2 separate regions of the Homo sapiens genome follow, and region 2 is linked to region 1. A link is a loop called in an ENCODE intact Hi-C map of the cell type or tissue named here. Cell type or tissue: adrenal gland. All regions are shown on one strand. Links, peaks and the distances in the headings refer to the core of each region. The heading gives the core; the rest is flanking DNA. Region 1 has its middle 33 kb from the start of LINC01000. Region 2 holds the start of GARIN1A (golgi associated RAB2 interactor 1A).

Region 1 (16,531 bases), core at 3,807-11,806:
GGTGGCACACGCCTGTAAACCCAGCTACTCAGGAGGCTGAGGCAGGAGAATCGCTTGAATCTGGGAGGCGAAGGCTACAGTGCGCTGAGATCATGCCACTGCACTCCAGCCTGGACGAGACTCAGCCTCAAAAAAAAAAACTTCTAATAGTTACTAATACCTATTAACAGAGGTAAGTGATAATCAACCAATGAATATAATAAACAGGACATCAGCCAGTTAAGTAATCATATACAGGTATATGACAACTTTAATTTTTTAATGCACAAAGCATTAATTATCACATTATTATATACATAAGTTATTCTAAATGCCATCTCTGAAACAAAAATGCAACTATTGTTAATGATTCTAATAGTAATAGGATACTCACTTCAATTGATAGAATGAATATAAGAATTTAGGAGAGCAATACCCCAAATAAATTCAACTAGGACAAGCTGTCTCTGTTCAATATCACACTCAAAGCAATGCACAACAACAAAGCGTATCCCAAATTAACACTCTGGATGCTTGGTCTGGTGTCCACGCAAGGAAAAAATTCTAATTGTCAAATCATGTTCCTAAAAAGCTCTAATTTTAAATATTTTCATCTCAAGTAAGGAATAAGAAGCCACACAATGACACACATTGAGTATCTTGGGATACAGAGTTTAGACCAACATTATTCACTGACCTTTTCTATAAGGAGTTTCTTGCTCATTGTCACACATCTATTTAATTGTTCCTTGTATTTCTCTAGCATCTTTTGCTGTTCATCAATCTGCCGTCTCAAATCACAGTTGGCCTTCAATGAGAAAAAAATTTTTAATTAGCTCCAAGGAAGAAGATTAATGGAAAAGCAGTTTCTAGGGAGAGAAAAAAAAAATCATTTCTATATGTTGTTTTATCAAAAGCAAAATTAAAGTTCAAACAGGTAAGAAGTAACTATGTCTTAGAAAAAGTAAATAATTCATTCCTTTATTCTCTCATAACATATCATCTATTTATAAATGATAAACTGAATTACTAACTTGGGCATCTTTTTCTACTGATCATATTTTGCTCCTGCCAATAACCAGTTACAGCTACTCTTGTCATCACAAACACCTAAGCTATCACAAAATAATAATTTAAAAAATGTTAAAGCTGGGAATCGTGGTTCATGCGTGCAATCCTAGCACTTTGGGAGGCCAAAGCAGGCAGATGACTTGAGGTCGGGAGTTCAAGACCAGCCTGGCCTGCGTGGTCAAACCCCATCTCTACTAAATATAAAAAAATTAGCCACACGTGGTGGCGGGAGCCTGTAATTCCAGCTACTCAGGAGGCTGAGGCGGGAGAATCGCTTGAACCCAAAGGCGAGGGTTGTAGTGAGCCAAGATCACGCCACCGCACTCCAGCCTAGGTGACAGAGTGAGACTTCATCTCAAAAAATAAAATAATAAAAAAATAAACTACAATGAATGTTTAAAATACAAAGAGTGATTAAGCACATACAAAAAAATTACTGAATTTTATGTTTGCTTTGTTCTTTTTCTAGTGGTATTTAAGAAAGATAAATTTGCATAAATGTTCCTCACCAGAGAAGCCAGGCACGCCCATGCCCACAAAAGACAGAACAAACAAACAAGGTCCTGGTTCAAGAATGCCAGAATGTAAATACACAGCTAATTTAGCTGTGGTCAGAAGCCTACAGTGTGGACTAAAAACTTGAAGCCTCCTGCAATAACAGAGAAGGAAAGAACCACTAACCCAAGGACGAATTTGACTAGCAAGTCCTGAATTTAGTCCTTTTGTGTTAAAAAAAAAAAAAAAAAAAAGATCTCAGCTCTTCTAGCAAATAATGTTACCTCATAAAAACTCACTTAAATTATGAAAAAGAAAAACCTGTTAGGTGTTTCTAAAATACTAAAAACCACAAACAGAAGATATCACACGATACTCAATTTTTGAGACTTTGTAGCTTCATTAAAAATTTTTATCATTTCTTTTGTATAATATAGCATCATTTTTAAAGTAACCCATGAGAAACAGCTTCTGTCTCCAAATGTTTCTCCTCTCCCCATAGCATAATGTCTTCCTGTTAGTTTTTGTACAGAACCATATTATCAAAGGCAGAGTGTAACTACATTTGGGTAAGTGTGATTACCAAATTCATACTAAAGAATCTACCAAGCAAAGATCATTTAATGTTTATGGAAAACCCAGTCTACTCATAAGGTGAGTGTTCCCTTGAAATCTATAATCAAATGTATGAAATCAATCAACCTCTTGGCAGTTATTTAAAATTTTAAGAATTCTAAGTTTTTGTGGCTTCTGACGCTAATGTCTTCGAGGAGTTCATGTTTAAAGTAACAGCTGGTGGCTGGTGCGCGTGGATCATGCCTATAATCCCAGCACTCTGGGAGGCCGAGGCAGGAGCATCACTTGAGCCCAGGAGTTCAAGACCAGCCTCGGCAACATGGCAAAACCTTGTCTCTATAAAATTTTGAAAATTAGCCGTGTGTGGTGGCATGCGCCTCTGATGCCAGCTGTTCGGGAGGCTGAGGATTGCTTGAGCCTGGGAGGTCGAGGCTGCAGTGAGCTGTGATTGCACCACAGCACTCCAGCCTGGGAGACAGAGCAAGACACTGTGTCCTTTTTTTTAAATTAAAAAAAAAAAGAAAAAAAAAAGCAGATGGCTAGTAGCCCCCAATGCAGCCATACCCAACATCTTACTAAAATGGCAAAATTCAATGAATGATGTCTGAAAGAATATACAAGACATGCAGTCTTTCCCTCACTATTGATCCTCTAGATCTTCTAGAAGCACAAGTTCTAATCAACCTAAAAACAAGGCAGCTGCCCTCGGTGTCTTCCTTTTTTATTTATCTACTCCTTTAGTACTGCTCTACATACAAATAAAGACTGCAACAGTCTGAAGACGACAGAGTAGAAGGGGCAGTGGTGAGTGAAGGAAACATATTGCTTCTTAGAAAACATAAGCAAACATTTTTTTAAAACTCCTAAAGCAGTACCAGGTTAGGATTCAAGTTTTTCTCATACTCTGTCATCTCAATCTTAAAGAGTCAGATGATGGAGAAAGGCACGCCCACAATTATTTCTCAGTACAGCAGAGCTTCTCTGTACAAAACCCTGACAGATACTGGAATTTGGCAAGGAGCTTTTTACACCCACAAACCATTTCATTATAAATCTTTGATGGCAATTCAACCAGCACCCAAATGAATAAAAACAGGAATAAGAGCAACTCCATGCAAGTATACATATCCGAACAATGAAAAATACAACACAGTGCTGAGACTACATATGGGTCTCCTCATTCAAAGATGGAGAAAAGGAAATAAAAATAACAATAGTAAATAAAAACAACAACAACAAAAATAGGCCCAAGGAATACAGAAAATCAGCTTGAAAACAATGAAAATTATCACCCACAGAAATCAAAAGAACATTTTAGAATACTTCTTGTCATATTTCATAAAATGCAAAAAGACATGATATCTAGGAAATAGGAACCAAAAACCCTAGAGAATATACAGGATGGGGTAAGAAAGTATATTAGATGAGGGAAAAAAGCAGGGAAATTTAAAATGTAAATAATAGGCCTGTCACGGTGACTCACGTCTGTTATCCCAGTACTTTGGGAGGCCAAGGTAGGAGGATTGCTTGAACCCAAGAGTTCAAGACCAGCCTGGGCAACATAGTGAGACCCTGTTCCTACAAAAAATAAAAAAATTAGCCAAGCACAGTGGCACATGCCTGTAGTCCCAGCTATTCAGGAGGCTGAAGTGAGAGGACTACTTGAGCCTGGGAGATGAAGGCTGCAGTGAGCCATGACGGTGCCACTGCACCCAGCCTGGGCGACAGCAAGACACTGTCTCAAAAAATAAAAATGTAAACAATAAAATCAAAATTCACATGAGCTGCAGTAAATGCCAGAAATATATGGAAGACAGTGTTTAATGAGACTCAGAAGAAAGGGGCAATCATATTAAAATGAGACATAACATGTTAGAAATAAAGGAGAGAAATCAGAGATTCAAGCTAAGAGTCAAGAAGAAACCAATATAAACAGGGATAAAAGCATAGTTAGACATAATCACACATTTTCCAAATAAAAATATATAAACCCACATATAGATACACCCTGGGGTAATATTTAACAAATTATGGTGTTTGCTGCTTTGGTCATGAACCTCTCTGAAATACAAAATGCTTGAAAAACTGAAGGAGAAACAGAGAGAGAGAATGTGTGTTATATTTGAGAAGCAGAACAAACAGAACAAGGGGTTATGACACAAAAATCCTGCACACAGTGTTGTCTTTCCATGGGAGGGCAAAAGAGAGAATTCTCAGGTCTGCAAGGCAGAGAAAATTTAACACTGACAAATCCTTGCTGAAAAATAATCACTTAAAAATGTACCACCATCAACAGATAAAACAAGAACTATAAATAAAAAAAAATACTGTTGATAAGCCTTGAAATCAGTTGAATAAACCAGTCTAACAATGACTATGAATTTGGTCATAAAGCTGCCTCTGCCTATACTCTATACATAAGAACTTAGTGTCATATATAGCAGTAAAAATGGTAATTTAATAATAATAATATAGGCCGAGCGCAGTGACTCACGCCTGCAATCCCAGCACTTTGGCAGACCAAGGCAGGCTGATCACTGCAGGTCAGGAGTTCGAGACCAGCGTGGCCAATGTGGCAAAAACCCATCTCTATTAAAAATACAAAAATTAGCCAGGCATTGTGGTGCATGCCTGTAATCCCAGCTACTTGGGAGGCAGAGGCAGGAGAATCACTTGAACCTGGGTGACAAAGTGAGACTCTGTCTCAAAAAATTAATTGATTAATAATATAAACAGCCAAATGTAGTGGCACATGCCTATAGTCCCAGCTACTTGGGAGGCCGAGGTGGGAGGATCACATCGGGTGGGGACTGGGGAGGGCACAGCTTGCAAGACTGCGCCACCGCACTCCAGCCTGGGTGACAGAGTGAGATCCTGTCTCAAAATAAATATATAAAATTAATAATAATAGCTGGACGCGGTGGCTCACGCCTGTAATCCCAGCACTTTGGGAGGCCGAGGTGGGTGGATCACAAGGTCAGGGGTTCGAGACCAGCCTGACCAACATGGTGAAACACCATCTCTACTAAAAATGCAAAAATTAGCTGGGCATGGTGGCGGGCACCTGTAATCCCAGCTACTCAGGAGGCTGAGGTAGGAGAATTGCTTGACCCTGGGAGGCGGAGGTTGCAGTGAGCTGAGATCACGCCACTGCACTTCAGTCTGGGCAACAGAGCAAGACTCTGTCTCAAAAAAAAAAAAATTAATAATAATATAAACACACCAGACTTTACTAATAAAGGCCAGACTTAGTTTAGCTATGTGCTGAATTCCAGGTTTTATATAAAAAGGAGTCAAAATACACTATTTTACCTTATGTTTTTATTAAGTACAGAAATATAATACAAGTAAAAAAATTTTGGAGGTCAGATCATCATGAGTACAGTGACTTTTATAATCTGTATTATTAAACATATATTCAAACAAAATTGTACCCAAAGCCTAATAAGAAAGACTGACAAAGGCAAGGTTGCCGATCCCCATCTTGCTGTGTCACAGTAGCCCTGGAGGTTTCAGGACCCTGAAGAGTCAGATTAACTACCACATTAGCAGAAATAAGGATCAAACCTATACCTTCTAAATCACTAGAGAAGAGAAAAATGCTAGCCAATGTTATTCGTAAATCAGTAACATTTATGTATATATTCATTTGTGTGTGTGTGTGTATATATATATATACACACACATATCTACTTCAAACAGCTCAAAATTACTGAAAAAAAAAATGTACCAAATGTTTAATCCCAATTAATGGAATTATGAGTGACATATTTTTCTGTATTTTGTAAAGAGCATGTATAATGGTTTTTTTTTTTTGAGACAGGGTCTTGCTCTGTTGTCCAGGCTGGAGCGCAGCAGCGTGAACTTGGCTCACTGTAGCCTAGAGGTCCTGGGCTCAAGCATCTTCCCACCTCAGGCTCCCAGTAGCTGGGACCACAGACACACCACCATGCCTGGCAAATTTTGTATTCTTTTATAGAAATGGGGTCTTGCTGTGTCATGCATGCTGGTCTCAAACTCCTGATCTCAAGCAATCCTCCTGCCTCAGCCTCCCAAAGTGGCAGGTATGGGCCACCATGCCCGGTCCTTTTTACTTTCTTATTTTTTTCTTGACACGAAGTATCACTCTGTCGCCCAGGCTGGAATGCAGTGGCGCAATCTCGGCTCACTGCAACCTCCGCCTCCCAGGCTCAAGCAATTCCCCTGTCTCAGCCTCCCAAGTAGCTGGGACTACAGCCGCTTGCCACCACACCAGGATAATGTTTTATATTTTTTTAGTAGAGACAGGGTTTCTTTTCAACATGTTGGCCAGGGTGGTCTCAAACTCCTGACCTCAAGTGATCCACCTGCGTTGGCCTCCCAAAGTGCTGGGATTACAGGTGTGAACCACCATGTCCGGCCCTTTTTACTCTTTAAAAACTATGAGTCAGTCATGCCAAATTGCATGTTCAAAATATATTGATAAAGTATTTTCTAGTGATATCTATTTAATTCCAGATGAAGCATTTTAAAGGTTTCTTTTGTAAGCACAAAAAAGTTTGGGTGAGTAGGTTATAAAAGGTACAAAAAGCAAAATGGGCTAAAAAGTCCTTTGAAATAGCTTATAAAATTCAACAATATTAAAATAATTTCTCTGGAATGGGAAAACAACACTTTATACTTATTCCCACAGTTCTAGATGAAATATAACACTCCACATATCTATTTCTCCAATATAAATTCAATCATTAAAATACTACAGTATAAGATTTCCAATTTAAAGGTAGTGTTTAGAATGCAGGAACCTGGTTCCTACTCAGATTCCCTCAATTAAAGAAAAATACCCAAATGTTTATTATTTCATTGTTATTTGGCTATAGTAATTACTTCTATGATATGTACATAATCCAAATATATATAACAAATGGTGCTTGCTATAAAATATCTTACCAAATTTTAATACTTACTCTTAATAAATCATCTATTCTTCCCTCCCTCTTCTCTAGGTCAGAATTCTTACTGTTTTCTAGTGCAGATATTTTTTCTATTGTGAGGTTGGACTACAGAGACAAAGGTAAAACAAATTTAGGATTAGTCTCAACATGTTATATGTCATCACACTCTTCTCGTTACCTTTCTTGGGGGGAAAAAAAAGCACTTGCTCACACAAATGGCCTAGAATCACATGGCTTAAGAAATGAAATCTGCTTGTCTCATCTCATTGTTCAAGTCCTCTGCTGGGTTCCTTACGTCCCACTACACCTACACTTCAAATACATGTTAATTCTGGAATCAAATGTATGAATTCTCACTACTGTGCACTGAACAATGTAGAAACACGTTACTCCAGAAATGAAACTAACTTTGAATAGAAAACGATCTCACAGGAGACTTGACACAACTCTCTAAGGAACAAATGCGCCATCTGGTGGAAACAGAGAGCAATCAGAAGGGAAGAGAAGAAGCTACCTGAGTGCTCAACTATCTAACTGAACTGTACAAGAGCTGGTGATTTAGATAAAATTCAAATGTGCTCCAGGGAGTTGTATACCTCTTGAGATTTAAGAAATTCTCCTAGATTGCCAACGATCCTGTCTTGAAGATAATATATACAGTATCAAAAGAGGCTTCAAGAAAACCCAGTATACTCAAAACTACAAAATGGAAGCTATAGCCACCATCCTTTGCAGATACAATCCTCAAATGTTCAGAACACTCCCTAAATTAAAGAGTTTCTGAACACAATTTAAGGAGTAAACCATGTTGGTATCTCACATCTGAGAGAAGTTTAGCCAGGTATAAATAAGTAAGCAGGAAAAGGAATACATTAACTACTTTCATAAATTAGGGAATTAACATTTATTGAAAGCCTACTACAAGTACACTACTAATAAACATTTCGTATACACTGTCTGAGATCATGAGAATCAACCACATTTTCACAGATGATTTGTACTAAGAAAAACTGAGGCCCAGGCCAGAATCTGAACTTAGGCCACAGTGCCAGAATCTGAACTTAGAGGCCTTCAAAGTGTAGGTACTTTTCTTCTGTGGAATACTGTAGGAAAAAAAAAAAAAAGTGTGCACTTTCCTTAACACCATGCTTTAGCATAAGCATTTCTGCTACAATACACCAGAAGAGTAAAGAAAAGCCTCAAAAAGTTAAAGCACCTTCCAAAGGACTTTAAATACCCATAATGCAAGTTCTGAATATAATACACACAAATAATGAGGTGGTCAGAGAAGTCAGAGAAGAATGACAGACTACACAGGTTAGCCCTTATTCCTACACAGCAGGTATCCCCCTCAATTGATTATCGATCACCAACCTACCTGGGTCTGTCTGTGCTGGATGGAGATCTGTTTTTGGGAGCTGCAGGAATGCTCTGTGTTGCCAGATCCCGTAGATGAGGGACTGTTTTGCTGAGCCTACAATAAAGGTGCATTACCAATCACAGGAAAGTTTGGCATCTTTTTCCACAAACACTTGTATTAATGCAAACAACTCCATAATTTGTATCTCCACAATACAAACCCCTTCTTATGAAAGTGAGAAGTCAGGGCCACGTGGCCAAGAAGAAAGTAAAACAATTCAAATATGAGACAAAGGGCTAGACATGGTGGTTTATACCAAGTTCCTGTAAACAGGTTTAAAGTATCAAATGCTTACAAATGAATTTTTAAAATATGAAAATTAGAGAAAATGAAAAGTTATTCCTGTAATAACTTGCCTTTTTCACTTGTATTTTCATATGCTTTAGTCAGAAAAGGCTAGTGAAGCATCCAATGCACAAGGGGATGCACGTAAAGGACTGTGAAACACTATTCAGAATAGTCTCCTAAACACACAAACATTATCCATGAACACACAGCGGTCTAAAATCCAGGTTGATTTCTAATACTGTCACTTGCTGACTGGGCATTCTAAGGCATTTTAAATTTATATGGTTTAGGTTCCATAATATAATTAACCTATTCAGGTTATTAACCTATTCAGGTTAATTATATTATATTCTCAATAGTACTTTTTTTTTTTTTTTGAGACAGAGTCTCGCTCTGTCACCCAGGCTGGAGTGCAGTGGCGCGATCTGGGCTCACTGCAAGCTCTGCCTCCCGGGTTTATGCCATTCTCCTGCCTCAGCCTCCCAAGTAGCTGGGATTACAGGCACCCGCCACCATGCCTGGCTAATTTTTTGTATGTTTAGTGGAGACGGGGTTTCACTGTGTTAGCCAGGATGGTCTTGATCTCCTGACCTCATGATCCGCCCGCCTCGGCCTCCCAAAGTGCTGGGATTACAGGCGTGAGCCACCACGCCTAGCCTAATAGTACTTTTTAAAACAAGGTAAAACTGCAGCTAACAAAGTATGACCCATCACAGACGTAAGTAGAAAATATTCAATATTCTGAGGATCATGGAATAGTAAAAATACAGTACGACTATCTCATCAGAGAATACAGCATTTCCACAAGTGAATTTCTTCTGATACTTTCTACATATTCTTTTGATTACTGTTCTTACTCATTATTAACAATGGTATAACCACCATCTATTCAACAAGTTACTGTAACCTAAATGTTTCACTGTCATTGTCACAGGTTAATTCTTACAAAATCCTATAAGGAGGCTGGGTCAGGTGGCTCACCTGTAATCCTAGCACTTTGGGAGGCTAAATCAGGTGGATCACTTGAGGCCAGAAGCTTGAGACCAGCCTGGCCAACATGGCAAAACCCCATCTTACTAAAAATACAAAAATTAGCTAGGCACGGTGGTGCACACCTGTAATCCCAGCTCCTCAGGAGGCTGAGGCAGGAGAATTGCTTGAGCCTGGGAGGCGGAGGTTGCAGTGAGACGAGATCACACCACTGCACTCCAGCCTGGGTGACAGAGCCAAGACTCTGTCCTATAAGGTGGTTGTAATTATTAGTTCCATTTTACAGATAAATAAAATAAAAATCAGAGATATTAAGTACCTATGTGGGTTCACAGAGCTAGTGGGTGGGGTGACAAGAACTGTGGGTTGTGTCCACAATAACTGCTCTCAATGACCACAGTAGACTGTTACCACCAACCTGTGAGCAAACTAGCACTTCCTACACACGATTTCATTGAAGGCTCACAACAGCCTTATCAGATAGGCAGCATTATTAACGCCATTTTAATGTATCCATTCAATGACTATTTATTAAGTACTCCCTATGTCTAAGCACTGTGCTAGGTGCTAGGTGCACATGGCCAGGAGAAACCACAGACTCAGTCCTTACTCTGCCTTAATGAAGCTTACAATCCAAAAGAAGATTTACTAAACACTTGGTAAATATTTGTTGAAAGAAACTGTTGAATAAACAATCATATAATAAATACACAATCACAATTAGGAGAAGTGCTAAAAGAGCATATAACAAGGCACATAACCTAATTTAGAGGGTCAGGGATAAACCTTTAAAAAGTTTATGATTTGAGGCTGAGCACAGTGGCTCATGCCTGTAATCCTAGCACTTTGGGAGGCCGAGGCGGGTGGATGACCTGAGGTCAGGAATTCAAGACCAGCCTGGCCAACATGGTGAAATCCCATCTCTACTGGAAATACAAAAAATTAGCCAGGCACAGTGGTGCACGCCTGTAATCCCGGCTACTGGGGAGGCTGAGGCAGGAGAATCGCTTGAACCTGGGAAGCGGAGCTTGCAGTGAGCCAAGATTGTGTCACTTCACTCCAGCCTGGGCAACAGAGCGAGACTTTGTCTCAAAAAAAAAAAAAAAAAAAAAGTTTATCATTTGAGGCTGGGTGCGGTGGCTCAGGCGTATAATCCCAGCACTTTGGGAGGCTGAGGCAGGTGGATCAGCTAAGGTCAGAAGTTGAAGACCAGCCTGGCCAACATGGTGAAATCTCATCTCTACTAAAAAAAAAAAAAAAAAAAACAATACAAAACAAAAAAAATTAGCCGGGCATGGTGGTGGGCGCCTGTAATCCCAGCTACTTAGGAGGCTGGGGCAGGAGAATCGCTTCAGCCTGGGAGGTGGAGGTTGCGATGAGCTGAGATCACACCACTGCACTCCAGCCTGGGTGACAGAGCAAGACTCCATCTTGCGGTGGGGGTCTCGGGGGGAGTGCCAAGTCTATATAATTCCAAATAACTAAAAATGTTCTCTACTCTAGGATGCAGCAAATCCAATCTTTCCTTACTAATTAAGGGTCATCATTATGAACCTCAAGTATTATAATGCACTAGGATACGAGCATTCTTTCCTTCAGTTATCATTTGATTGCTTTTACAATCCTCTCCTTTTACAATGTGTTTCTATTTTTTTATTTTTTATTTTTACTTTTTTTTTTTTTTGAGATGGAGTCTTGCTCTGTTGCTCAGGCTGGAGTGCAGTGGCACGATCTCGGCTCACTGCAAGCTCTGCCTCCCAGGTTCACACCATCTCCTGACTCAGCCTCCTGAGTAGCTGGGACTACAGGCGCCCGCCACCACTCCCGGCTAATTTTTTGAATTTTTTTTTTTAGTAGAGATGGTGTTTTCACCGTGTTAGCCAGGATGGTCTCGATCTCCTGACCTCATGATCCGCCCACCTCAGCCTCCCAAAGTGCTGGGATTACAGGCGTGAGCCACCACGCCCGGCCCTACAATGTGTTTCTATACAAATGACTGTCTGAACTATATTTATAATAAGAGCCAATAAGAATCAAATGATTAGACTGGGTGCAGTGGCTCACGACTGTAATCCCAGCACTTTGGGAGGCTAAGGTGGGCGGATCATGAGGTCAGGAGTTCAAGACCAGCCTGGCCAACATGGTGAAACCCCGTCTCTACTAAACATACAAAAAAAATAATCTGGGCGTGGGGGCAGGTACCTATAATCCCAGCTACTCGGGAGGCTGAGGCAGGAGAATTGCTTTAACCCAGGAGGCAGAGGTTGCAGTGAGCAGAGATCATGCCACCGCACTCCAGCCTGGGTGACAGAGCAAGACTCCGTCTCAAAAAATAAAAAATAAAAAAAATAAAAAAAAGAATCAAATGATTAAAAAACACTTCTACAGATTTCTAGATATATGGTATATTGGTTTAAATATGCTTATATCTGATTCTAAGTTTTCTTCCAGCAAACTGAGGGTGTTAGAAAGTGATTTAGTGAGATATTTCTAAATTAAAGCTCACATAGGGCCGGGTGCAGTGGCTCATGCCTGTAATCCTGTCACTTTGGGAGGCCAGGGCAGGCAGATCACGAGGTCAGGAGTTCAAGACCAGCCTGGCCAATATGGTGAAACCTCATCTCTACTAAAAATATAAAAAATTAGCCAGGTGTGGTGGTGCATGCCTGTAGTCCCAGCTACTTGGGAGGCTGAGGCAGGAGAATCGCTTGAACCTGGAAGGCAGAGGATGCAGTGAGTCGAGATCGTACCACTGCACTCCAGCCTGGATGACAGAGTGAGACTCTGACTCAAAAAAAATAAAAATAAAAATAAAAAAGACACACACACACACACACACACACACACATATATATATGGCCCAATGATAAGTAAAATGCAAAAGTAAACTGAGGAAGTAGGCAGTTAGGAAGTTCAAAGTGTGTGCACTTAATTTCCGTGGAATACCATAAACAAAAAACAGTGTGCGCACTTTCCTTAACACCATGCTGCAGTATAAGCATTTCTACTCCAATACACTAGAAGGGTAAAGAAAAGCCTCAAAAACTTAAAGCACGTTCCAAAGGACTTTAATTACCCATAATGCAAGTTCTGAATATAATACAAACAATGAGATACCAACAGAGAAATAGAGAAGACAAAGGGGAATCATAGACTATCTAAGGTTAGCATTTATTCCTATGCAGCAAATATACCCCTCCACTGGTTATTGATCATCAGCCTACCCGGGTCTGTCTGTGCTGGATAGAGATTTGCTTTTGGGAGTTGTAGGAATGGCTCTGTGTTGCCAGATCCCATAGAAGAGGGATCTAAAAGGCCCTTTACAGATTTCTTGATATATGGTATATGGGTTTAAATATGCTTATTTCTGATTCTAAGTTGTCTTCCAGCAAACTAAGGGCCCTTTACAGATTTCTTGATATATGGTATATGGGTTTAAATATGCTTATTTCTGATTCTAAGTTGTCTTCCAGCAAACTAAGGGTGTTAGAAAGTGATTCAGTGTGATGTTTCCAAATTAAAGCTTTCTGTAAAAATACACATATAAATAGCTCATTGATAAGTAAAAATGCAAAAGTTAACTGAGGACGTAGGCAGTTAGGAAATTCCTTAGTCGGGAAGCAGAAAATCCTCATGAAAATGAAAACAATGTTTTCAAAAGGTAAAAGGTACTACACAATATAGGGATCTCATGTGACAATGCTCAGATCCGTTAGAGAAAAAAATGCTGTAACTGATCATTCATTCAACATTAAATGTGACCCTCTGTGCCTGGTCCTGTGTTAAAATCTAGAAATGCAAAACTGGAAAACAAAGAGACTATGTTACCAAAAAGAAAAAAAAAAAATCCATGCCAACAACCTATACTAATCACTCTAATCCCTCATTCCGCTAAGCTAAATACATTTTCAAGACAACCCCAACAGCACAAAAGGAAAAATCCAAGACAAAAAAACAATACCTACTCATAAGAGTTAACAGATAATTCAATAAACAACTTTAAAACTAAAGTATCAGTTTAGCACTTGATTTTCAATATTTTATAGTATGAAATGACAAACTGCTTTGGTTCATTTCATAAACTGAAACTCTGCATTTAGATAACTGTATTAAAGGTTCTTAAGATGAAAAAAATAAAATAGGTCCAGAGAGGATCAAAAAGATACTGTAGCTACAAAAATTAAAAAAGTAAAGAACACGAATAATCAAATTGACAAAATATGATTATCAAAGTTTAAAAATTTAATAGGTGGGTTAAATATCAAAATGGACACAGCTGAATACACAGCCAGTAACCTAAAAGAGAATGTCAAGAAAATCTCCCAGAAGAGGCCAGGTGCAGTGTCTCACGCCTGTAATCCCAGCACTTTGGGAGGCGAGACGGGTGGATCACCTGAGGTCAGGAGTTCGAGACCAGCCTGGCCAATACGGTGAAACGCCGTCTCTACTAAAAATGTTTTTAAAAATTAGCTGGGTGTGGTGGTATGTGCCTATAGTCCCAGTTACTCAGGAGGCTGAGGCAGAAGAATCACTTGAACCTGGGTGGCAGAGGTTGCAGTGAGCCAAGATCGCGCCACTGCACTCCAGCCTGGGTGACAGGGCGAGACTCAGTCTCAAAAAAAAAAAAGAAAGAAAAGAAAATAAGAAAATCTCCCAGAAGATAAAACAAAAGGTTAAATGGAGCACAAAAGAAAAGAAACATGAATAGCACAGAGACCCTGAAACTATCTAATGGCTTTCTAGAGAAAAGAACAGAGGAAATGAAATAATCAAAGAAACAGTAAAACAAAATTTCTCTGAAATAAAAAACTCTTTTCATTATGTAAAAAAAAAAAAAAAAAAAACAATCAACAAACTCAGAATAGGGAACTTTCTCAGCCGGGTGCAGTGGCTCATGCCTATAATCGCAGTACTTTGGGAGGCCAAGGTGAGCTGATAGCTTGAGCTCAGGAGTTCCAGACCAGCCTGGCCAAAATGGCAAAACCCTGTCTCTACAAAAGAAATCAGGGCATGGTGTGGTGGCTCATGCCTGTAATCCCAGCATTCTGGGAGGCCAAGGCGGGCAGATCACTTGAGGTCAGGAGTTCAAGACCAGCCTGGCCAACATGGTAAAACTCCGTCTCTACTAAAGATACAAAAATTAGCCAGGCACAGTGGTGTGCACCTGTAATCCTAGCTACTCAGAAGGCTGAGGCAGGAGAATTGCTTAATCCGGGAAGCAGAGGTTGCACTGAACCGAGATCCATGCCACTGCACTCCAGCCTCAGTGACAAAGGAAGACTTTGCTCAACAAACAAACAAACAAACAAACAAAAAATCAGCCGGGTGTGGTGGCATACACCTATAGTCCCAGCTATTTGGGGAGGCTGAGGTGGGAGGATGGCTTGAGCCCAAGCAGTTGAGGCTGTAGTGAGCCACAATTAGGCCACTGCACTCCAACAGCCTGGGTGACAAAATGAGACCCTGTCTTTAAAAAACAACAAAACAAAACAAAAAAAAAAAAAAAAAAAGAGAGGAACTTTCTTAACCTAAAAAATGACCACCTCTAAAAAGCATACAGTAAACATACTTTTTCTCTTTTTTTTGAGACAGTCTCTCGCGCTGTCACCCAGGCTGGAGTGCAGTGGCACAATCTCAGTTCACTGCAACCTCCATCTCCTGGGTTCAAGCAATTCTCCTGCCTCAGCCTCCCAAATAACTGGGATTACAGGTGCACACCACCATGCCTGGCTAATGTAATATTTATTTTTAAAGACCTCATATTTTCCTTTAAAAATCATGAACAAGAAAGACAAGGATGTCCCAGAAAAACTGGATGATACCTTTTTAACTTTAGCTAATATGTTTACACACAGAATTTTCTTTACAATTAACGTTTTAAAACTTGCTTAAACCTTTAAAACAATCCCAGCACTTTGGGAAGCTGAGGTGAGTGAATCACAAGATCAGGAGTTCGAGACCAGCCTGGTCAACATGGTGAAACCCCATCTCTACTAAAAATACAAAAAATTAGTTGGGCGTAGTGGCAGGCACCTATAATCCCAGCTACTCGGGAGGCTGAGGCAGGAGAATCGCTTGAACCCGGGAGGTGGAGGTTGCAGTGAGCTGAGATCACACCACTGCACTCCAGCCTAGGTGAAAGAGCAAGACTCCATCATGATAGATCAACATACAAAAATCAGTTGTATTTCTATACTCTAGCAGCGAGCAATCTGAAAATAAAACTAAGAAAACTATTCCATTTGCAATAGTGTAAAAAGAATAAATACTTAGGAATAATTTTAACAAAAGAAATATAGGACTATATATTGCAAGTTGCAAAACATTGTTGAAAGAAATCAAAGGGTCCTAAATAGATATTTTGTGTTCATGGATTGAAAGACTTAATACTGTTAAAAAGGCAATACTTCTCAAATTGATCTATGGATTCAACACAATTGCTATCAAATCCTATCTGGTTTATTTATAGAAACTGAAAGGATGATCTTAAAAATCACAGGGAAATGCAACAGATCCCAAACAGCCAATACAATCTTGAAACCCAACAAAGTTGGAAGGTTCGCACTTCCCAATTTCAAGACTTATTACAAAGCTACAGTTATTCAGACAGTGTGGTCCTGGCATAAAGACAGGTGATATGGTTTTTTCTGTGTCCCCACCCAAATCTCATGTCGAATTGTACTCCTCATATATCAGGGGAAGGGTCTGGTGGGAGCTGATTGGATCATGAGGGCATATTTCCCCCTTGCTGTTCTCATGATAGTGAGTGAGTTCTCAC
Region 2 (16,531 bases), core at 4,654-12,653, 57 kb before region 1:
GTACACATTGAGAGTAAGTGCTCAATAAATGTTTGTGGGTAATGCTGCTTTGAGATGATGATAGTGATGGTGATGTGCAGGAAGGGGGAGAGAGGAAGCAGTGTAACTGTACTATAACAACTATAACTATAACTAATATGTGGGTTGCATCACTTCAAGTAAACTTTGGACTGTGTGCGGTCATTCATGCCTATAATCCCAGCACTTTGGGAGTCCAAAGCCGGAGTATCACTTGAAGCCAGGAGTTCAAGACCAGCCTGGGCAACATAGTGAGACCCTGTCTCTATCAAAAATTTTTTTTTAAAAAATCAAACTTTGAACTTTTCTGTGCGGGTCAGCCTCTCCCTAGCACATTCTAAGTTTGCTGCTACCCAGGTCACTTAGTGTCCATTCAGAGAATCTAAACAGTTTTAATATTAGGCCAAAGAAAACAGCACTTTGGGAGGCCAAGGCGGGCAGATCATGAGGTCAAGAGATCAAGACCATCTTGGCCAACATGGTGAAACCCCATCTCTACTAAAACACAAAAAAATTAGCTGGGCGAGGTGGTGCACGCCTGTGGTCCTAGCTACTCGGGAGGCTGAGATAGGAGAATTGCTTGAACCCAGGAGGCAGAGGTTGCAGTGAGCCTAGACCATGCCAGGGCAACGGAGTGAGACTCCATCTCAAAAAAAAAGCACACATTAAGAGAAGAAATTTGCAGCTGAATCATTACACCCAAATAGAAATGACTAGAAATTGGATCCTGAGACTGGACTTCCCATGTTATTGCTCTGTCTCCACCAAGGGTATGTTAGGAATGAGCTCGCCTCAGGTTTGCCAGCTGATCACCCAACTACACATCTCCTGGGGCACAGTAAAGGGACCGTGGAGCGGCAGGAGCCATAAACACAGCTCTCCAAAATCCGGGGACTCCATTAGGGAGCAGCTCGCTGCTCTGTGAAGAGTCTCCAAATTAAGCCCAAGACCCACCTCAAACTGTTCCCACCTTCTCTCCTATAACCCCTGGCTACTTTCCCATTCCATTTGAATGGGTCTGTGTCTTGCAGACCTTGCATTCCAGCCTCCCTGCCTTTCCTTAGGTACTTTGAAGCCCCTCTGTCTGGGATATCCTCCCCGCTGCTCTTCCACTTACCAAAATCTCAGCAGTCTCTCAAAGAATGGCTTAAGACCCTTCTGGAAAGCCTTCTTCAACTGCCAAAGTCCAGAGAGAATGCCTTGAATGAATGCCCCCAGCACCTGCTCTCTGCAGTCATGCCTGGTGCATCAGCTGGCCCAAGCTCTCTGACATAGAGCTTGCTTAGACAGTTACCAAATAACAGGTAAACCAAACTCATAGGCTTCCTGGCCAGGGACACTCTGATTTTTCTCTGCACCTCCTGCCCTGCACTCAGTAGATGTTTAGTGTGTGCTTACTGGCTGATTAACTGGTTATGCTCTCCTGCGCAGGAGCATGGGTTCAGGCTAGACCGCTAGAGGGAGGCAGGCAGCACCCGCGTTAAGACTTGATACTTACGAAAACGACCACCTTCCACTCCCAGTGGCCCCATCCCAGGCTCACTTCCATTGGTCATGTCACCACCATCCTTTTAGGGAATGGTAGGATCTGGGCAACACCTATTTACCCAGTGTCTTTGCTTTCAAACAAGGCTGTTTCTAAACCATCCCAGACTGAGGAGGATGGATTTCAGAGCAGAGTTTCTAACAGCAACCTTCATTCCCTGTAACCATCCACTTTGGACAAGTGGCCCAGAAAGGGCCTGTGAACCCTGCCTGGAGACTGAGCTCTGATCTCTCATTTGTAAAGCATAAATCAATTTCCCTAGAACAGATGACCTGCAGGTAGCTCTATCATACGGTAGGCACAAATGGAGGTGAACTTGGGACCCAGACCTTCTGGTTTTCTCTAGCTTTGGTGGCTTCTTTGTCCCCCCGCCCCCCCCTCCCCCAGGGCTTTAAAAGGCCACAGCATCTCCTAACCAACCCCTAGGAACAGGTTTTGGAAACAGAAAGACAGCTGGCCCTGAGCTCCACGAGGGTACCTGGATAAAGTTGCTTTCAAACACCACCGAGTTGGAGAACAAATTGAATTCTGGAGAATGAATCAGTTGACAAAGAAGGCCATTTTCCACCCCAAGTTCCACTCCAGGGCCTGGTTCCCTGACCTCAGGTGGGAGGCCCCTGATTTTACTCATTGGTTCTTGGTAAGAATGGGCTTGGGAACATTTCTGGGGCTCCACGCCGACCCAGCCCAATGCCAGGATGTTGATGTGATCTGCCCCCACCTCCCCAGCATTTCCTCCCCATTTACTTACGGGCTGTCCACCAGGGCTGGGAGGGCCTGTCAGCTCACAATGGCAGGAATGACATCAAGGAATGTGATGGTGACAACAGAAAAGGGAAAAAAAAAAGAAGAGGAAGGACAGAGGATGTGCCAGGCTCTTTTCTCCCTCTTTCCACCAACTACAAACCAGCAGTAATGCAGCCTATTCCACTTTGTAAACATTCAGCCTTACCCCACATGGAAAAAATGACCCTCCCAAAGTTATGCCAAGGCAGCAGTGAGCTGGCCAGATGCAAGGAAGGCTCTCGGGAACATACAGGCTTTAATCCTCTTGGCTCCCCTTGAAGCCCCTCACCAAACTTCCATGGGACTTGTTCACCTGCCCAGGGAAGTCTAAGGATAGGAAAAAGGGAGTTCATCTTCCCTACCCCATCTCATGGGAGAAAAGGAGATTTTTTTTTTTTTTTAAAGAAATGGACACCTGTTAACTAAACTGAGAAGCTTATTTATTTGGAAACAGTGGGCAAAGGAGAAGGCAGTGGCACAGTTGTATGCTGGAGCCAGACCAAAACAGGTCACGAGAGCTGGTTGTTACATTTTCAGGAATGCTACAAACCAGTTGTTAAACACAGCAATTATTAAAACTTTTTTTTTTTTTTTTTTGAGACAGAGTTTTGCTCTTGTTGCCCAGGCTAGAGTGCAGTGGCGTGATCTCGGCTCACCACAACCTCCGCCTCCCATCTTCAAGCAATTCTCCTGCCTCAGCCTCCCGAGTAGCTGGGATTACAGGCATGCACCACCACACCCGGATAATTTTGTATTTTTAGTAGAGACAGGGTTTCTCCATGTTGGTCAGGCTGGTCTGGAACACCTGACCTCAGGCGATCCACCCACCTCGGCCTCCCAAAGTGCTGGGATTACAGTCATGAGCCACCAAGCCCAGCCTTTAAAACTTAAATGATATAAACTTGGCTGGGCTTGGTGGCTCATGACTGTAATCCCAGCACTTTGGGAGGCCGAGGTGGGTGGATCGCCTGAGGTCAGGTGTTCGAGACTAGCCTGGTCAACGGGTGAAACCCCGTCTCAACTAAAACTACAAAAATTAGCCGGGTGTGGTGTGGGTACCTGTAGTCCAGCTACTTGGGAGGCTGGGGCAGGGCGATCGCTTGAATCTGGGAGGTGGAGGTTGTGATGAGCCAAGATGGTGCCACTGCACTCCAGCCTAAGCGACAAAGCAAGACTCTGTCTCAAAAAAAAGAAAAGAAAAGAAACAGTATACAGTGGTGGGCTGCTGCATATCTCTTCCCAGGGTGTGTTCAGGAACTTCATCTTGTTAGCTAGCTTGAAATCAGCAAGTGCTACAAATCAGGGTTTGATTTATTGTTCTGTTGATTGTCTAAACTAAAGTGATAGAGAAAATGTTAATTATGCAGATTAAACTTAAAGATGTGTCTGTAGCTATTATATTTTGGGCATAGAAAAATCTGAGAAAATAGCCTTCCAGTATTTGAAGACTTACCTAATTTAGCGAAGAAGTTGCCCACGTCATTGACAAATGAGTAAAGTTCCAATACACAACTTTGTTATTTCACTTTTGCCTTGCTCATTAATGTAAATCAAAATATCAACCAATATTCATGTCAGAACTATACTTGCTTGTCAGTTGCAATCATAGGTTGGCTAGAAATATCAGCGTTTGACAAAAATCAACAAAAGCTTTTGGTAAGAATCAACTGGTCATATGAAATTTACAATAAAGAGTATTATAAGGCCAGGTGCAGTGGCTCACGCCTGTAATCCCAGCACTTCAGGAGGCCAAGGTGGGTGGATTGTTTGAACTTAGGAGTTCAAGATCAGCCTGGGCAACATGGTAAAACCTCGTCTCTACAAAAAATACAAAAATTACCCGGGTGTGGTGGCACGCCCTGTGGTCCCAGCTATTTGGGAGGCTGAGGTGGGAGGATCACTTGAGTCCAGAAGGCAGAGGTTGCAGTGAGCAGAGATTGTGCCACTGCGCTCCAGCTTGGGTGACAGAATGAGACTCCCATCTCAAAAAAAAAAAAAAAAGGGATCCTAAAATTGTATATTTAAAAAGAGAAAAAGGGCTAGGTGCAGTGGTTCACACCTGTAATCCCAGCACTTTGGAAGGCCGAGGCGGGTGGATCACCTGAGGTCAGGAGTTGGAGACCAGCCTGACCAACATGGTGAAACCCCATCTCTACTAAAAATATAAAAAATTAGCCGGGCGTGGTGGCAGGCATCTGTAATCCCAGCTACTCGGGAGGCTGAGGTAGGAGAATCACTTGAACCTGGGAGGTGGAAGTTGCAGTGAGCTGAGATCACACCATTATTGCACTCCAGCATGGACAACAAGAACAAAACTCCACCTAAAAAAAAAAAAGAAAGAAAAAAGAATCCAACATCAGATCACTTCCCAGTTGGATGTATGAAAATTGGCACTTCTGGCTGGGTGTGGTGGCTTACACCTTTAATCCCAGTACTTTGGGAGGCCAAGGAGGGAGGATCACGAGGTCACGAGTTTGAAACCAGTCTGGCCGATATGGTGAAACCCTGTCTCTACTAAAAATACAAAAATTAGCTGGGTGTGGTGGCATGCGCCTGTATTCCCAGCTACTCAGGAGGCTGTGGCAAAAGAACCATTTGAACCCGGGAGGCGGAGGTTGCAGTGAGCCAAGATTGTGCCACTGTACTCCAGCCTGGGCCACACAGTGAATCTCTGTCTAAAAAAAAAAAAAGAAAGAAAGAAAAAGAAAATCGGCACTTCTTTTTCCATTCCAGGCATCAGCGAGGTAGGTGTAAGAGCTGGTGTTCAGGGCCGGGCGCGGTGGCTCACGCCTGTAATCCCAGCACTTTGGGAGGCCGAGGCGGGCGGATCACGAGGTCAGGAGATCGAGACCATCCCGGCTAAAACGGTGAAACCCCGTCTCTACTAAAAATACAAAAAATTAGCCGGGCGTAGTGGCGGGCGCCTGTAGTCCCAGCTACTTGGGAGGCTGAGGCAGGAGAATGGCGTGAACCCGGGAGGCGGAGCTGGCAGTGAGCCGAGATCCCGCCACTGCACTCCAGCCTGGGCGACAGAGCGAGACTCCGTCTCAAAAAAAAAAAAAAAAAAAAAAAGAGCTGGTGTTCAACAGTGACCCTATTGTTTTTGTGGTGGGGGCCTTTGCCTAGAGCAAGGTCAGTGTGGAATATACAGAGAAGGATGGTGTCTAGCAGCAACTACCTCCTTTCTGCTGCCCTCATCTGTGCAAAACTTATCACAGCCTTTGAAGAAATGGTGGGGGGTGCCACTTGACAGTAATAGGACATTATTCTGAAGCCAGAAGCTGTAGACATCATGTCCCTTGAGGCTATTCTGAGCTGACTGCTGAAGATGACCTTCCTGCACTGAGATTGTAGGATTTGGGGAAACCAAGGCTGTATATTTGCTATTGTTTATCCCATACTGTTCTTGCAAACAAAACAAAACAAAATAAAAATTTACTGGGACACCATTGCCATGGTACCAACTTGTTCCCTTTACCTGCTATCTCCTATCTTTGGTACCGGACAAGAAACTTTCACCCAAGGACTTGCTCTTCAGGTTGCATCAAGTTGAAGAGGGATGAAGTATTAGTTATCCTTCTCAGAATGTCCTTCCTAGACTATGCAGGACAACTACCAGGCTCTCTTGCCTTGGTGCTTATTCAGCGAGCAAGCCAATGGGTCAAATCATTCTTTCACATCTTTTAAACTCTCAAGACACACACCGTGGCTGTCAAGACACACATCTGCCTGTGACTGAGGCTCAATCTCCTAGCACTTCTCTTCTCATCAGGGGAGACACGTGCTTCTCACTGGTGTTTCCCTGAAGCTGTACCATCAGAAGCAGCTTATATCTTATTGGCTTATATCTTCCTAAGACTTGATCATTAGAAGTGGAAACTAACATTTATCTTTTTAGCATACAAAGTTTGTAACACCAGAAATTCAAACCTTCAAAGTTGTTACTTTTGCTTTCTTATAATAGTACTCCCTATTCTTGACATGTTTTTCTCTTTTCCTTGTAAAAGAAATAGGAAATTTCTTTGACAATGTTTGCAGCATATAAACCAAAAATTTAGATGACAAGAACATCAGCATGACCCCAAGTGCTAGAGTACCTCATTTATTTATATGTTTATTAATTTTTAATTCTTAACCTCCTAAAGTCCATCATTTACTTTTAAAATAGGTTTTTAAGTAAGTAAGACATTTACTTTTATTTTACATTTTACTTTACTGCAACATTATTTGCAATAGCAAAAGACCAGACGACTTGAATATCCACCAACAGGGCACCACTTAATTAAATTATGATACATCTGTATGATGTAATGTTAGGCCATTCATAAAAAGCCCACTTTATATGTACTGATATAGAATGATCGCCAAGATTATTAAACTTTAAAAAGATGCAGAACAGTGTATATAGTATGCTAGCACAAGGATATATATCCATATATACTTGAACATGCACAGACAATTTTGGGAGGAGAAAAAAGGAAATGCTAACAGTGATGGCCTTAGGACGGGGAGGGGGCAGGGATTGGTATCTTTGGTGAAACAAAGACTTACTTTTCACAGAATACCTCCTTTTTTGTACTATTTGAAATATTTTTGTACTATTTGAAATATTTACCATGGGCATGTATTTCTTATTTAAATAAATAAACTTTAAAGGTGTTAAAGAAATTCCCTATGTGCAGCTCTACAAATATTTACTGAGGAGTAAATATACACAAAGTATGGTAGGTATTAAAATAATCATTACTGGCTCTAAGAGTGGTCTGATCAGAGTTGTGGACATGTAGATGACGCTCATTTGGAGATAACTGTACTTCTTGAGATAGAAACGTATTTAAAGAAATAATGGCTTAAAAATTTCCAACTGTAGTGACAACTATAAATGTACAAGTCCACAAAGCTCAATAAACCCCAAGCAGGATAAACACAAATAAATCCTTATGAGGCACATCGTAATCAAATTGCTGATAGAAAGAAAACCTTAAAAATATCCAGAGGAACCAAGATAAGAATTACAGCAATCTTCTTGCTCCAACTGTTGAAGCCAGAAGGCATAAACATCTTAAGATTGCTGAAAGAAAAAACTGCCAACTCAGAGAATTTTATGTTCAGTAAAAATGTCCTTTAAAAATAAAGATGAATGTCTGGGTGTGGTGGCTCACACCTGTAATCCCAGCACTTTGGGAGGCTGACGCAGATGGATCACTTGAGGCTAGGAGTTCAAGACCACCCTGGCCAATATGGTGAAACCCCGTCTCTACTAAAAAATACTAATAAAGGAGAAAGTTTATTTTAAATTAGTAGTTCATGGTGCATCCCTATAGTTCCAGCTACTTGGGAAGCTGACGTGGGAGGATTGCTTGAGTCCAGAAGTTCAAGTCCCACCTGGCCTGGGCACCATGTTGAGATTCCCATCTCTAAAAAAAAAAAAAAAAATTTGAGGGGAACTAAAGAATTTTTCAGCTGGGTGCGGTGGCTCATGCCTGTAATCCCAGCACTTTGGGAGGCCGAGGTGGGTGGATCATAAGGTCAGGGGTTCGAGACCAGCCTGACCAACACGATGAAACCCCATCTCTACTAAAAATACAAAAATTAGCCGGGTGTGGTGGCGCGTGCCTGTAATCCCAGCTACTCAGGAGGCTGAGGCAGGAGAATCGCTTGAACCCGGGAGGCGGAGGTTGCAGTGAGCCAAAATCGCGCCACTGCACTCCAGCCTGGGTGACAGAGGGAGACTCCATCTCAAAAAAAAAAAAAAAAAAAGAATTTTTCAGACAAATAAAAGCTGAGAAAAATTGTTTCCAGTAGACCCGAACTACGAGAAACACTAAGAGTTCTTCAGGAGGAAGAAAACCACCACCAGATGGCAGCTTAGATGTACACTGATGTAACGACTAATGGCACTATTTTTTTTTCAACTTGCTCTTTTCTCTTAAACATATTTTTGAGATACTTTTTTAAGGATAGTCTTTCCATGGCACTAGTGAGACATTTTTAAAAGCCCTTTGTAATTTTAAGCCATTGATGTTTTGAGATTGTTTATTACCTCAACTTAACCTAGCTAATCCTGTCTGGTAACAAGAAAAAATTCTTGAAAGTAGAATTGCTGTGTGAAAGGATGTATATGAGTTGGGTGTGGTGGCTCACGCCTATAATCCCAGCACTTTGGGAGACTGAGGTGAGATTGCTTGAGTCCAGGAGTTTGAGACCAGCCTGGGCAACACAGTGAAACTCCATCTTTATAAAAAATACAAAAAATTAGTTAGGCATGGTGGTGCATGCCTTTGGTCCCAGCTTCTCAAGAGGTTGAGGTGGGAGGATCACTTGAGCCTGGGAGGCAGAGGTTGCAGTGAGCCAAGATCACGCCACTGCACTCCAACCTGGGCAACAGAGTGAGACCCTGTCTCAAAACAAATAAATATTTTTTTTAAAAGAAGAGTGTATATGCTGATGGATACTACTGTGATGAACTTCATAACAAGTATACAAATTTAAATTTCCACCAACAATGTTTGAGAGTTTGTGCTTCTCATAAATCCACCATCTCAGTATGTCATAAAGCTTTTGAACTTATCAGGCTGAAAGTTTTTAAAATGATATCTCAATGTAATTTTAATTGGGCATCTCTTCATTTATCTCATTGGTTTTTATTCTATGAATTTTTAATTCATAACATTTGCCAATTTTTCTATTAGGCTATTAGTCTTTTTCTTATCTATTTTATAGGCAATCTTTTTATATTGCAAAGACTGAGTTGTCATTTTTTCCTAGTTTTTTATTTGTCTTTGAATATGTTTACTGTGTTGTTGCCTTGTGGAATTTCTTTTGGTAGTTAAATTTATCAATATTTTCATTTATGGCTTTTGGATTTTTGTATGATATTTTGACAAAGTTTCCCCATTCCAAGGTTATACAATCATTTCCCCATGGTTTCCTGAATGACTTTTACGGTTGTTATCTTTCTATTTAAGCCTTTAATCCATCTAGATTTTTTCCTGGTGTGTGATGTAAAGTCTAGAACCAATGTGGTTGTCTGTATTTCCCCAGATGGCTATCAATTGTCCAGTGTCACTTATTGTATAGGATGTTACATCTTTCACCACTGATTTGAGATTCATTCATTTAACAAATGTTTATCAAGTATCTACTATATATGGTAGGCACTTTCCTAGATGCTTGGGATAGATCAGTGAACAAAATAAAAAGGCTACGTTTATGCGAGGGGATTCCAACAATTAAAAAAACACAATAAATAATCGCATAGTGTGTTAGGAGGTGGTCAGTGCTATAGAAAGAAAAGAAGAACAGGATGAGGGGGACCAGGAATGTTGGGGATGGATGTGGTGGAAGGCTGTGCTATTAAATAGGCTGGTCAGTTTAAGCCTCATTGAGATTCATGAGGACAATACCACCTTTCTCATAATCAAAAGTCTTAACTATAATAGGCCAATTTCAGAATTTATTTTACATTGCTTTCATCTGTCTATTCACACTCTGGTACTACACTGTTTTAAATATTGAGGATTTATAGTATTTCCAAACTTTACCAGGTTAGTTTGAAGGAAATAATGTTTTCTTTTTTTTTTCTTTCCACAGGTGTTATCTCATAAAGGAGATAATTTTTAAGGTATGAAATTTGAAATTTTTTTTTCTTTTGGGGCACAGTGGCTCACTACTATAATCCCAGCACTTGGGGAGGCCAAGGTGGGTGGATCACCTGAGGTCAGGAGTTCAAAACCAGCCTGGCCAACATGGTGAAACCCTGTCTCTACTAAAAATACAAAAATTAGCTGGGCATGGTGGCGCAGGCCTGTAATCCCAGCTACTCTTAGGAGAATCGCTTGAAGCCGGGAGGTGGAGTTTGCAGTGAGCCAGGATGGTGCCACTGCATTCTAACCTGGGCAACAGAGTAAGACTCCATCTCAAAAAAACAAAAACAAAAACAAAAAAACTATGGAGTTAAACCAATGAATTTTTTTTCTTTTGAATAGCAAGGCATTGCATATTTGGCAGGTTTTTAAAAATTGTTTGCAGCAATAGAAGTAATTGTTTACAATTGGTTCCTGTTTCTGACTGGATAAAACTCATAGTAGCAAAAAAACTTTCACAATAACAGCTCCTGAAAAGTTGAAGTTGGTCATAAAATAAATTACTAATTTTAAATTCATAAAAGAAGTACCTGACTATAACTGCCAAACATGAAGGTATCAAAGTACTAATGTACTCATGTCCTTGTACAACTGACCTGTATCAGAGTGCCTCATTTTCAAAATTAGGACTCTCTCATATTTCTACAATTTCCAAATGCATTATCAATTTTTTCATTGTTTTTGAAATCCGAAGAATTTTTAACATGACTGTAAAAGTATTTAAGGATATTTATATCTTCAAATGTTACAAAATTATTATTATTAAAAACAAACATAAAATAAGGTAAAAAGGAAATGAATAACATTAATATCCATATCTAATCACTGGGATTATACATTCACAGTGCAGGCCAGGTGCGGTGGCTCATGCCTGTAATCCCAGCACTTTGGGAGGCCGAGGCAGGTGGATCACTTGAGGCAGAAGTTCAAGACCAGCCTGGCCAACATGGTAAAACCCTGTTTCTACCAAAAATACAAAAATTAGCCAGGCATGGTAGTCCACACCTGTAGTCCCAGCTACCTGGAAGGTTAAGGCATGAGAATTGCTTGAACCCCAGGAGGCAGAGTGCATTAGTCTGTTTTCACGCTGCTGATAAAGACGTACCCAAGACTGGATAATTTACAAAGAAAAGAGGTTTAATTGGACTTACAGTTCCACGTGGCTGGGGAAGCCTCACATCATGGCAGATGGCAAGGAGGAGCAAGTCACATCTTACAGGGATGGCAGCAGGCAAAGAGAGAGAGCTTGAGCAGGGAAACTCCTCTTTTTAAAACCATCAGATCTCATGAGACTTATTCACTATCACAAGAACAGTACAGAAAAGACTTGCCCCCATCATTCAATGACCTCCCACCTGTCCCTCCCACAACACACAGAAATTCAAGATGAGATTCGGATGGGGACACAGCCAAACCATATCATTCTGCCCCTGGCCCCTCCCAAATCTCATGATCTCGCATTTCAAAACCAATCATGCCTTTCTAACAGTCCCCCAAAGTCTTAACTCATTTCAGCATTAACTCAAAAGTCCACAGTCTAAAGTCTCATCTGAGACAAGGCAAGTCCCTTCCACCTATGAGCCTGTAAAATCAAAAGCAGGTTAGTTACTTCCTGGATACAATGGGGGTATAGGCATTGGGTAAATATAGCCATTCCAAATGGGAGAAACTGGCCAAAACAAAGGGGCTACAGGCCCCATGCAAGTCCAAAATCCAGCAGGGCAGTCAAATCTTAGAGCTCCAAAATGTTCTCCTTTGACTCCATGTCTCACATCCAGGTCATGCTGATACAAGAGGTAGGTTCCCATGGTCTTGAGCAGCTCTGCCCCTGTGGCTTTGCAGGGTACAGTCTCCCTCCTGGTTGCTTTCATAGGCTGGCATTGAGTGTCTGTGGCTTTTCCAGGCACACAGTGCAAGCTGTCAGTGGATCTACCATTCTGGGTCTGGAGGACAGTGCCCCAGTAGGGACTCTGTGTGGGGGATCCGACCCCACATTTCCCTTCTGCACTGCCCTAGCAGAGGTTCTCCATGAGAGCCCCACCCTTGCAGCAAATTTCTGCCTGGGCATCCAGGCATTTCCATACATCTTCTGAAATCTAGGTGGAGGTTCCAAAACCTCAATTCTTGACTTCTGTGCACCTGCAGGCTCAACACCACATGGAAGCTCAACACCACAAGGCATGGGGCTTGCACCATCTAAAGCCAGGGCCCGAGCTCTACATTGTCCCCTTTCAGCCACAGCTGGGGCAGCTGGGATGCAGTGGACCAAACCCCAGGCTGCACATAGCTTGGGGACCCTGGGCCCAGCCCATGAAACCACTTTTTCCTCCTAGGCTTCTGGGCCTGTGATGGGAGGGACTGCCGTGAAGGCCTCTGACATGGCCTGGAGACATTTTCCCCATTGTCTTGGGGATTAACATTTGGCTCCTCCTTCCTTATGCAAATTTCTGCAGCTGGCTTGAATTTCTATTCAGAAAATGCAATTTTCTATCGCATTGCCAGGCTGCAAATTTTTCAAACTTCTATCCTCTGTTTTCCTTTTAAAACTGAATGCTTTCAACAGCACCCAAGTCACCTCTTGAATGCTTTGCTGCTTAGAAATTTCTTCTGCCAGATACCCTAAATCATCTCTCTCAAGTTCAAAGTTCCACACATCTCTAGGGCAGGGGCAAAATGCTGCCAGTCGCTTTGCTAAAACATAACAAGAGTCACCTTTGCTCCAGTTCCCAGTAAGTTCCTCAGCTCCATCGGAGACCACGTCAGCCTGGGTCTTATTGTCCATATCATTATCAGCATTTTTGGCAAAGCCATTCAACAAGTCTCTAGAAAGTTCCAAGCTTTTCCACATTTTCCTGTCTTTTTCTGAGCCCTCAAAACTGTTCCAACCTCTGCCTATTACCCAGTTCCAAAGTCGTTTCCACATTTTCAGATATCTTTTCAGAACATCCCACTCCTGGTACCAATTTACTGTATTAGTCCGTTTTCATGCTGCCGATAAAGACATACCCGAGACTGGGTAATTTACAAAGAAAAGAAGTTTAATTGAACTTACAATTCCATATGGCTGGGGAAGCTTCACAGTCATGATGGAAGGCAAGAAGGAGCAAGTCACATCTTACATAAATGGTAGCAGGCAAAAAGTGAGATCTCATGCAGGGGAGCTCCTCTTTTTAAAACCATCAGATCTCAGCTGGGCACAGTGGCTCACGCCTGTAATCCCAGCACTTTGGGAAGCTGAGACAGGCAGATTATCTGAAGTCAGGACTTCAAGGCCAGCCTGGCCAACATGGTGAAATCCCCTCTCTACTAAAAATACAAAAATTAGCCAGGCATGGTGGCAGGCAACTGTAATCCCAACTACTTGGGAGGCTGAGACAGGAGAATCACTTGAACCCGGGAGGCAGAGGCTGCAGTGAGCTGAGATTGTACCACTTCACACCAGCCTGGGTGACAGAGTGAGACTCTGTCTTGGAAAAAAAAAAAAAAAAAAAAAAAAAAAAAATCAGATCTTGTGAGACTTATTTACTATCATAAGAACAGCACAGGAAAGAATTGATTGCCCCCATCATTCATGGACCTTCCACCAGGTCCCTCCCACAACACATAGGAATTCAAGATGAGATTTGGGTGGGGACACAGCTAAACCATATCAGAGGTTGCAGTGAGCTGAGATCGCACCACTGCACACCAGTCTGCACGACAGAGCAAGATTCCATCTCAAAATAAATAAATAAATTCACAGTGCATTAATACTATATCAATATCACAAACATACCATTTGGTATAAAAATATAATTGCTGATTCATCATTTGCAGATTTGTACTCTATTACCACTCATTTTTTAAAATCTTTAATATTTCCATTTTTATAGTAACAAAAACCCAAACAGTAATATAATTGGCCCCAAATCTATCCTTCCTGTTTCCTTTTAACATTGTAATTGGTTCTCGTTTTTTTTCTAAACTTTTAAAAATTAAAAAGAAATAAAATCATAATTGGTACTCTGAAATGAATATGCAAAACTAAATAATTTTTAGACTCCTATATATTTGCTTTCTTGATTTGGTAAAGTTCTTGTAACTATTAAGGCCCCAGGAACATTTTATCTTCAGGAAATCTTGTTAGCCACAGTTAAACCTCTCAAACTTTCTAGATAATATTACTTTAGGAAGATTTTCAGGTCACTCTTTTACTTCTCCCTAATGCATATTCATACATGTGCACAGGCAGACTTTTAAGTGTTCTATCACATGAAATTCTGATTCCTTCCTTTCCATTCCAATTTAACACTGTATAACTGTCTTGGCAGTGATGTGTTATTGTTTTATTGTAGAGGTTTGTATAATAAAGGCCTGTACAACATGTACCCTTTGATTATGCCCACATCCACCTCCATAGCAACAAAGACCCTTGTAAGTGACCTGAAAAGGAAAAGGCAACTGTGGTGGCCAGTCTCCCAGAGGACCCCAGTGATCGTCACCTCCTGGTCTTTGGAGCAGTCTCCAAGTCCCTATCCATAACATATCAGGGTTGGTCTGTGTGACTGAAAGGATAAGGCACAAGTAGTGATATGTCCCTTCCAAGATTAGGTTATAAAAGGCACTGCAGCTTTCATCTTGGTAGTTTTTTCTCTCTCCGTACCACCCTCACCTTGGCCCTCGCCCTCCTGTCATTCCACCCAAGGGGAAGCCATCTGCCATGTCATGAGCAGCCTTGTGGAGAATCCTCACAGCTAAATTTTATTTTAAGTAAAATAAAATTTAGTAATTTCTATTTTAAGAAGCGTGTGTGAATACTCTCCCTTTCATCTCTGTATTACTCTAGCTACCTATGTCTTTAAAAAATAAATAAATAAAAATAAAAAATAAAAAACAGGGTCTCACACTGTTGTTCAGGCTGGAGTGCAGTGGTGCGATCATGGCTCACTGCAGCTGTGACTTCCCGGGCTCAAGTGATCCTCCCACCTCAGCATCCCAGGTAGCTGGGACTACAGGTGCGTGCCACCATGCTCAGCTAATTTTTGCATTTTTTGTAGAGATGGTGTCTCATTATGTTACCCAGGCTGGTCTTGAACTCCTGGGCTCAAGCGATCCTGAAACCTTGGCCTCCCAGAGTGCTGGGATTATAGGTATGAGCCACCACTAGGTCTACTTTAAAAGAAATGCTTAATGGAGTTTTTCAAGTAAAAATGAAAGAAAGCAGCTGGGTGTGGTGGCTCATGCCTGTAATCCCAGCATTTTGGGAGGCCAAGGAGGGTGGATCACTTGAGGTCAGGAGGTCAAGTCCAGCCAGGCCAACATGGCAAAAACCCACGCCTTCTAAAAATGCAAAAAATTAACCAGGTGTGGTGGCGGGTGCCTGTAATCCCAACTACTCAGGGGGCTGAGGCAGGAGAATCAATTAAACCATGAAGCAGAGGTTGCAGTGAGCCGAGATCACACCACTGCCCTCCAGCCTGGGCGACAGCAACACTCTGTCTCAAAAAGAAAAAAAAAAAGAATGCTAATCAATCACATGAAAGCATAAGAAAATATATAATATTCAGCAGTAAAGGTGCATATACATGGGAGGCTGAGGCCGGAGAATTGCTTGAACCCAGGAAGTGGAGGTTTCAGTGAGCTGAGATCGCACCACTGCACTCCAGCCTGCCAAACTGCATCTCAAAAAAAAAAAAAACAAAAACAAAAACTTGAGGCCTGGCCTCATGCTCCCCTTCCATCCCCACTTCCGTGGGTCCAAGCTGCCTTGGCTGAGGAGGGGGCTGAGGAGGTGTGAGCCCCTGCCAGGAACCCCCTGCCCAGACCATGTACTTGGCCCACAGGCCCCTGATGTCTGCGTCCAGCGAGGCCTCCAGTGGCGTCAGCATGTTTGTGTGGAGGAACGTGGAACCTTGCTCTGTGGCTGTGTTCTCCTGGTACTCTGTCCCCTTCCTGACCCCTCCCTGCAGCTATGTGAGGTCCAGCAACCTGCCAGTCACTCAGTGGCCTCCAACCAGAGCAAAGAACCTGCCAAGTCAGCAGCTGTTGCTCATGAGTGTCCACCAGGTGGGACAGGGAGTGCTGACCCTGGGTGGCCCCCTGGAGCCACCTGCCCTGAAAGCCCAGGGCCCGCAACCCCACACACTTTGGGGGTGGTGGAACCTGGTAAAAGCTCACCTCCCACCATGGAGGAGGAGCCCTGGGCCCCTCAGGGGAGTCCCTGCTGGACAGTGAGACAGAGAATGACCATGATGATGCTTTCCTCTCCATCATGTCTCCTGACACCCAGTTGCCTCTACCAGCCAGATGATGTCAGGCCCAGTCCCTCAGTGCCCTGCGCAAGGAACAGGACTCATCTTCTGAGAAGGATGGATGCAGCCCCAACAAATGGGACAAGGACCACATCCGGTGGCCCATGAGTGGCGGTCATGATCTTCAGCAAGCGGCACCAGGCCCTGGCAGGGCGCACCAGGGTCACCCCAACCAGGACAACCGGACCGTCAGCCAGATGCTGAGCAAGCGGTGGTACACCCTGGGGCCCAATGAGACGCAGAAA

The links. Peaks named below come from ENCODE experiments on the same cell type or tissue, not always from the same donor. Only the 100,000 strongest peaks of a DNase experiment are listed, where the experiment ranks them.
Region 2: it touches region 1 in a loop (2.9-fold over the local background); 2 of 110 quality-filtered maps call a loop at or near these places.

Annotation. Positions count from the first base shown.
Region 1 is chr7:128,600,116-128,616,646 of GRCh38, reverse strand. No RefSeq gene overlaps it. Among named protein-coding and RNA genes, the nearest start is that of LINC01000, 33 kb to the left of the region's middle. RefSeq lists a silencer at 1,046-1,242. In adrenal gland, for the core only: CTCF peaks have their summits at 7,315 and 7,516 (motif pointing left); no DNase peak of the experiment used is centred there; H3K4me3 peaks cover 291 bases; H3K27ac peaks cover 378 bases.
Region 2 is chr7:128,658,062-128,674,592 of GRCh38, reverse strand. GARIN1A (golgi associated RAB2 interactor 1A) reads right to left here and starts at 2,301. Exons shown (of 5, transcript NM_001128926.4): 1 at 2,043-2,301. The coding sequence starts at 2,195. It overlaps LINC01000 (long intergenic non-protein coding RNA 1000), which reads right to left. Exons shown (of 5, transcript NR_024368.1): 5 at 13,595-16,531. It also overlaps the pseudogene CICP14. RefSeq lists a silencer at 1,380-1,439. In adrenal gland, for the core only: a CTCF peak has its summit at 8,226 (motif pointing right); no DNase peak of the experiment used is centred there.